Regions from separate parts of the Homo sapiens genome. Here region 2 is linked to region 1. Evidence: read pairs that join two places in POLR2A ChIA-PET (ENCODE). Cell type or tissue: PC-3. All regions are shown on one strand.

Region 1 (4,000 bases):
AAAAGAGAAATGAATTACTGACACAATCAATAACATGGATAAACCTCAAAAACATTATAAGAAGGCAGGCACGAAAGGTTATATTCTGTATGACTCCACTTATTTAAAATTCTAGAAAAGTACATCTTACCTATAGTAACAGAAAGCTCTTCAGTGATTTTCTGGAGCTGGGGGCACTGACTGCAAAAGGGCAAAAGGAATTTTGGGGTATCAGAAATGTTCTTTGATTGAGGTGGTGGTTCCATGTGTGTGCATACTTATATCAAAATTAATTGACCTGTACACTTAAAATGGCATATAAATGTATTTGATATATAAATTATGCCCTGGTAAAGTTGATTTTTTAAAAACACATGATTTTCAATTTTGGAAGAAACTTGGGTCAAAATATTCTTCTTCATCCAGGCCACCATCTTTTCTTACCTACATTTTGCAATACCGTCTGATTGTATTCCCTTATGGGAATCAAGCTTCCCTCCAAGCTGTTCTTCACTCTGCAGCCAGGGTGATGTTTCCAAAAGAAAATATGATTATGTCACCCCCAATAAACCCTTCTTCTTCACATGTATCAGTCAATGTTGACTCAGAGAAATAGAACCACTAAGACATATATAGATATCTGCTATAGGGATTTGACAGTTTGTGTAACCAGTTACACAATTGTGAGAACTGGTTAAAGTTTCTGTAATGCAGCTATGTTCGCCTGTCATCTTCTGATGATGGAGTTTGAAGTCCACAGGGCAGGCAGTTGGGAAGGGAAGATGGATGTAAATTCCAGTAACAAGATGGAATCCACAAACAAAGTGACAGAAAGGAATCTGTCAGTTCTTATGGCCTCTGACTTTGGTGGTATGGGGCAGAAGGTCAGGTCCTTCATTATCATGGAACGAAACACACACCTGGTCCAGGAGTCAGGGAAACTGACAGAGGATCCAGGGAAAGGTGAAGCAGTTGAAGACTCAGCCAGTCTCACACCAAGATGAGCTAGCAGATTAAGCAACATGCATGAGCTACAAAACAGCTGCTGCTTCACTTCCATCCTCCAAATCTCCCACAAGAATTTCCTATGGCCCACCCTAACCGAGAACATACAATAAAGGGAATGCTGTGAAATGTAGTTCAGCCTCGCCAAACTGACACATTACAAAGCCATCACACCATCCCAAACCTTAAATGGCTTCCTATTACCCTTACTGCCTTGAACAAAACTTGTAGTTATTTGTGACCTACCTTTCCAGATTTTTTGCCATTATTTCCTAATCCATCTTAGGGTATATGCACCTATGTTTAGTACAAATGTTCTGACTTCTAAACCTTCCCGCATTGAATTCCCTGACTGGAACACCCTTCCTTCTTTATCTTCTCCTTCAACCTGGCTAAGACCTGTTCACCCTTACAGCCTCAGCTTCCTTTAGGAAACTTTCTCTGACATACTCTCTTCATCACTGGTGACCAGTACAAAGCCAGGTCTATGTTAGCACCCAACAGACTTCAGTTGAATGAATAAATGTGTGCTCATGAAAATTAAAACTGATTATAGTTATGTGAAGACACAGCTGGAGTCTTTGGCATAAAGGGGATAAAGTACTATAGTCAAAGTCAGTGGGCAGGCAATGTGTCCAGTCTATTGCAATGTGGGAAACTCTATTCATTTCAGCAGAAATACACACACCCTGTTTATCCCCTATTCACTCTATCCCGTTGATATATAAACCCCCACTACAACATAAACGTTCTTAGTTTGAGTTGCCCAGAAAGCAGAACCTCAGAACAAGCAGTTTGTTTGGGAGGTGATTCCTGGGAATGAGATTAACAATCAGGGAGCATGGGAAAGGGAAAATAAAAGCCAGTGAAGGGAGTATTAGAGCTAGCTAATGCTGTGGGTAACTAAACTTCCGATTCACTGGGGACCCTCTGAAAAACTGTGGAGAACCATAGATACCCTTCTGAAAGGAGGCTGAGGCACTTAGCCACCGTCATCCCTCATTGGTCGAGTATTGCCTCTGGGGAATGTGTTCCCTTCCCCCTACCAACACTTCCAGGCTGCGGCGGATGAACACTCCGTGTTAGAGAAAACAAGGCAGAGAAGTAGAGGAACCACCAACACTTATAGTAGGATGTTGGGAAAACACAGGAAACTAGCAAAGCTTAAAAAAAGTTAGAGGAAAGCCAAGGGGACGTGGCCCAAGTCATGAACAATTTCTGCTCCACGTCCCAAAGATTTTTATCTCCGTTAATCACTAGGTGCCAACATAAAGACAAAAAGAATAAGACATGTCAAATCAATTTCAGTTTCTTCTTTCAGAGAACTGATGGCTTGGGAGTTTAGAGAAATTTCATTATACTGAATTACAGTATGGATAATATGAAGAAAACAGGGCTAGGTGTATAAGGAGTAAATAGATCATTACTGGCTGACAGTTTAACTCAAAGAATGCTGATGCAAACTTTGTTATATTCCTTCCTATATATTGTATGGGAATGGTACGCCTGGAGTACTATAGTATAGCAACCCTGCCTAGCAAAAAGGAGTTGAAAGGGATAGGAGCAGGTCAAATGTTATAGAAAATTGTTTGACCTAAAGTATTAGGAAAATATAGATCCATGGTTCTCATAGGTGGCGGGATGCAGGAGGGGTGGGGTTATTTTGTTCCCCAGAAAACATTTGGCAATATCTGGAAACACTTTTGGTTGTCACAACTGGGGAAGAGAGTGCTATTGGAATAGATTAGGAAGCAATCAGGATGGTGTTAAACACCCAACAATGTACAGTACAATCCCCCTTTTCCCAACAAAGAATTATCTTACCCAAATATTAATAGTGCCAAGGTGGAGAAACCCTAACATAAAGTATATCTGGGTATCAATACATAAATGCATAATTTCTTCACATATAGCATTTAAAAATCAGTATTTAATTACAAATTATATGTTCTACAGTCCAGCAATACAAAGTGTTGCATTAGTACCACCAAAACCAAAGGAATTGGTGAGGCCAATAAATCTTTTCTCAGTTTTCCATTCCTGTGCCTTTAGTGGAACATAGTTGAGATCAAATTCTGGTTCCGAACAATCCAGGTTTAAAGTAGGTGGTAGTTTTTGATAATAACAAGCTAATGTGGTAAAAGCTGCCTCGACTGCCCCTGCAGCTCCCAGCAGATGTCCTGTTGCTCCCTTAGTTGAGGAAACTGCAAGGGCATATGCATGGTCTTTGAAGAGATGTTTGATAGCTTTGTTTTCAGCAGCATCTCCCAATGGTGTGGAAGTAGCATGTGCATTGATATAGGATATCTCCTCAGGCTGCACACCTGCATCTTTTAAAGCAGCAGCCATACACCTAATAAAACAAGAAAAGACATTTATCAGGACTAAGTTTAATTTTAACAAAAGTCTCTTTATCTGTATGGCTTATGTGAAACAAATGTAGGTATCCAAGTACACTGGATGAAAAGAATCCCTTGCTCTAGTAACGGAACACTATCTTGGATTACCATGTGAGTTAGGATGCCATCTGTATGGGAATAATGAGTCACACTCACTACCTTGGACTGGTTCATCACCAAGAGTTAAACACACAAGCCAATGCAAGATTGTATAATCTCAAATAAAACATAATTTCATTTATTTGCATTGGCAGTTTTCCTTGGGGAAAAAATACCATGTTGACTCAAGACTAGAATAATTTTTGTTCTAGGGATTTTTGGAGTGTGGCAATTTTTTATGAGAATTATAATTATGATTTTTCTTTCACATTTAAATTCAAAACTTGGCATACTTCCCAATAATCTACTGTTTCATTGTTTCAAATAATCTTTCAAAATCCTCTTTATTTAGGCTATAAGAATTCTAAACAAAAAGTACAAAGGCAAGCTAAGCCAAACAAACTTAAGAGTAAAAATTATATCTAAAAGGACCTCTGAAAACGTTTTGGATGTCATCTTCCTTTAGTTCCTAAGAGAAATATACATGTATGTATGTGTGTTTGTGTGTGTATATATAT
Region 2 (4,000 bases), 90 kb before region 1:
ACACTGATTGACCAGAGCTGTGATCTTTGGTTGAAGAATACAACTAGCCTGCACCAAGCCCACAGAGAGGGAGCTAGAGGCACAGGGGTACCCAACTTCATCCTTCCATGTCCTGCTGGTGAGTTCAATTGGTGAAGCCAACTGGAAAAAAGAAGGCAAGGATGCCCAGTGATGTAATACAGAAAAGTCAGCATCTCAGAGCAGAGGAGGAGAGCAAGTGCCTCTGGAGAAGCAAATGGAAAATATCCAGCCCTATTACAGCTATCTCACAGGGTACAAGCCTGCCCCAGCAGGCTGGGCTAGAACCTACCGACTCCTAGATCCAGAACCATCTTTCCCACTGGCCCTGTTTTTACTCCCAAGTATACAGGAAAAAGTTTGTGTTTCAGTGCAGTACCAAACATTGTCTATATATTGCATATCCTTTCAGTTTATCAGAGTCTAGCCTTTCATTGCTTTACGCTATTTTATAACTCTGTAAGTTAGTAGAAATGCAAATTCTATTACAGTAGATTTTCTATTAGCTTCCCTCCCTTCTGTAGAAAAACCAGTTTCACCTTGACTTGCCATTCAATTCCCTTAATCCATATAAATTTGTGCTTTTTGACTTTCCCTTTGAATTGGATATAAAATCTGACAGGTTCTGTCATATATGAGTAAAATAAAATCTTTAACATGTGTTAGTTTTTTGTTTTTTGTTTTTTTTTGAGAGAGAGTCTCACTCTGTCGCAGGGCTGGAGTGCAGTGGCATGATCTCGGCTCACTGCAAGCTCTGCCTCCTGGGTTCACGCCATTCTCCTGCCTCAGCCTCTCAAGTAGCTGGGACTACAGGCACCGGCCACCACACCCGGCTAATTTTTTGTATTTTTTAGCAGACGGGGTTTCACCCTGTTAGCCAGGATGGTCTCGATCTCCTGACCTCATGATCTGCCCACCTCGACCTCCCAAAGTGCTGGGATTACAGGCGTCAGCCACAGCACCCGGCCCTAACGAGTGTTCATTTTTATATCTGTAAGAGTCACGATTTTAACTCTGAGAATTATCTTTTAACCAGAATCTCAGTCTTTTTCCTATCAGAAGGTACTTGGCATCCTTAGGCAAATTTGCCTAGCCCTGCCCTAGCAAACTGCAAATTTGGCAAATCAATAATTTATTTCAAAGTTTAAAAAATAGATATCTTGTTATGCAAGGTTTGTAGAAAATAAGCAAGTTGATGGCATACTAAGAAAATACTCTGTGCCTACTTTATGAAATGTTGAAATGTTAATCCTTTAATGGTATATCATAATCCTATCCTTTTGATTCATTTTGTTGGTGTGACCATGACTCAGAACCACAATGAAACACTGAATTTGATACAATGGTATTTGGTTTCACAGTCTAATTACTGTATTTTTTTTTTTTTACCTCTTCTCAAATATCTGTTGGAGACAACCACAAGTCAGCTTTACTGGGTGTGAAAGCCAATGAGCATTAGATGAAAAGCTCCAAGCACTTCTAATAGTCTACCGAGGGTGTGTGTGTGTGTGTGTGTGTGTGTGTGTGTGTGTGTGTGCGTGCATCCTACCTTCCATGGGCAACTAACTAAAGACAAAAAAAACAAATGAAATGATCAAAGATTCTGGAAATAATTACTTTTAAATTGCCTCCTACTTGCAGGATTGAGGAATTATTTCCAATTTGATTAATCAATATGTTATCCTTCAAAATCATGCCTTCCATTATTAAAATGCTAACACCAGCTAAATCTGGCCTCCAGCTACTTTTCCTGCCTTAATTTCCACTATGCCAAAACAAAAACCTTTTCACAGCACTCAGACTTGACTATTCCTTTAACTGAACATTCCTGTGCTCATGGCCCAGGGCCCCGAGTGACTCACCATCATTCCCATCGGAGCCCTCCTGAACTGCCAATCAGCTCACTCCTGCCAATATAAATTCCTTCAACATTAACTAAATCACCTCTTCGATGAGATTTTTCCTGACCATCCCAGCTGTAAATAGCTTAACAGCTGCACCTGTGTTGACAATTATAGCTTCATGTCACAGATTCGATGGTGCAAGGTGGGCTAAGTCGGGGGAACAAGTATTACTGACAGGCTGGATCTGTGCTATAACAAATAACAATACTATCAAGCACATATCTTCCCTCTATATATTATAAAATAATTAAGAAAAAGCTACAGGAGTTAGGCAGGAGTCAAAATGTCAGCTTTATTGCTGGCAAAACTGGATTAGAGGTTACTGCTTACACCTGAGGATGAAATCAAATTTCCTATTACCTACCCCTGAGTTAAATCAATTTACTTACCTAGTACTGGGGCTAAGAAGCCTTTCCAGGGCTTGTATACCCATCAAAGAGCAAGATAAATGAAGAGAACATATGCATCTCTTAAACAGAGTGAGCTATATATGCTCACTAGCCTTTTTGCCCTGAGGGTAGTAACAAAGGCGCTAGAGTATAGGACAAAGGCTACTTATTAAAGGACAGAAATCTACAATTTATGAGCCTGTAGGAACACAGAATGAATGAGAAAGTGATCATGGCTACAGGCAAAAGGTCTGGGATTAACTGGTTCAATATCTCATCCCATCTGAGGAATACTGGCTCCCGCAATAAAACCAGCACACCTGTTGATAAGATAAAACTGAACTCATTGCTCACTATGGTAAGGGAGAAAATCACCCCCCATAGAGCTCTGACAGTGTCAGGATAGGGGGCTCGTCAGAGCAAAGCAAGGTCAGAATTTATTGAGAATTGGAAGTTTGGTTTCAAATAGGTCTTTCAATGTGGGAACTTGATTAGGGTTAGGTAAGGAACACAATAAAACAGTCCAGGATTGGTAAAAACAGCAAAGGAGAACTATGAAATATGAGGGATTTAAAAGAATCTTAAGGTACAAACTATCTACTGATGCTTTCCACTGAAGAGTTGATGGCACTTTTGGAAAGTTCCTGATATGGTTTGGCTGTGTGCCCACCCAAATCTCATCTTGCATTGTAGCTGCCATAATTCCCATGTGTCATGAGAGGGACCCAGTGGGAGGTAATGAATGATGGGGGCGGGTCTTTCCCATGCTGTTCTCATGATAGTGAATAAATCTCATGAGATCTGATGGGTTTATGAAAGGGAGTTCCCCTACACAAGCCCTCTTGATTGCCGCCAGGTAAGGCATGACTTTGCTCCTCATTTGCCTTCTGTCATGATTGTGAAGCCTTCCCAGCCATGTGGAACTGCGTGTCCATTAAACCTCTTTCCTTTATAAATTACCCACTCTCCGGGAATGTCTTTATTAGAAGCGTGAGAACAGTTCCCATAATAAATAATCAAGCCATTTGCCTGGAAAGAGATTCCTAGAAAAATAGTCTTTTGATAGAAACAGTGGAATATCAAAGTGACATTAGTATAGACATTAAGGAGTGGTTTCAGTTCTCAACGTCCAGCCTGAGTGTGGGAGTAGATGATGTTGGTTCTCAACTTCATTTTGAGAAGAAAGCTGAGACTCTCTGGAGCAGAAATTTAGAGACTAAGACCCCAGACCTTTCTCCTTGAAATTTAAAGCATGGAAGCCATCATATTAAAAAGAAAAACTCAAGTCTGACTTTGGAAGTCCAAACCTTCACAAATCCCAGAAAAAAAACTTCCTCAAAACCACTCCATTCCCATTTCTCCCTAAAGACCTCTTGGTAGCTGTATTATCCAGGGTTTTCCAGAAACACAGAACCAATAGAAGAGACAAAATGTAGTGAGAGAGGGAGAGAGAGATTTAAGGAATTAGCTCACGCAATTGTAGGGGCTGGCAAAGGCAAGCCAGCAGTCTGGAAACTCAGGCAGTTTTGAAGTAGAAGCTGCAGTCTTAAGGCAGAATTTCTTCTTCTTCAGGAAACTTCAGCTGGAGGAGGCTCCTAAGGCCTTCCACTGATTGGATGAGGCCCACCCACATCATCAAGAGTAATATTTACTTAAAGTCAACTGGTTGTAGATGTTAAACTTATCTAC

Evidence for each region. ChIA-PET counts read pairs that join two places held together with the same protein. Peaks named below come from ENCODE experiments on the same cell type or tissue, not always from the same donor. Only the 100,000 strongest peaks of a DNase experiment are listed, where the experiment ranks them.
Region 2: POLR2A ChIA-PET joins it to region 1 with 5 read pairs; 2 of 35 experiments call an interaction of 5 or more read pairs at or near these places.

What each region holds. Positions count from the first base shown.
Region 1 is chr3:25,793,429-25,797,428 of GRCh38, reverse strand. It overlaps OXSM (3-oxoacyl-ACP synthase, mitochondrial), which reads right to left. Exons shown (of 3, transcript NM_017897.3): 3 at 2,898-3,337. The coding sequence ends at 2,935. Among named protein-coding and RNA genes, the nearest start is that of OXSM, 5.3 kb to the right of the region's middle. In PC-3, no CTCF peak of the experiment used is centred here; no DNase peak of the experiment used is centred here.
Region 2 is chr3:25,883,627-25,887,626 of GRCh38, reverse strand. The region is part of intron 1 of LOC124909357 (a long non-coding RNA gene); the gene reads right to left. Among named protein-coding and RNA genes, the nearest start is that of LINC00692, 12 kb to the right of the region's middle. In PC-3, no CTCF peak of the experiment used is centred here; a DNase peak (open chromatin) is centred at 1,896; H3K4me3 peaks cover 362 bases.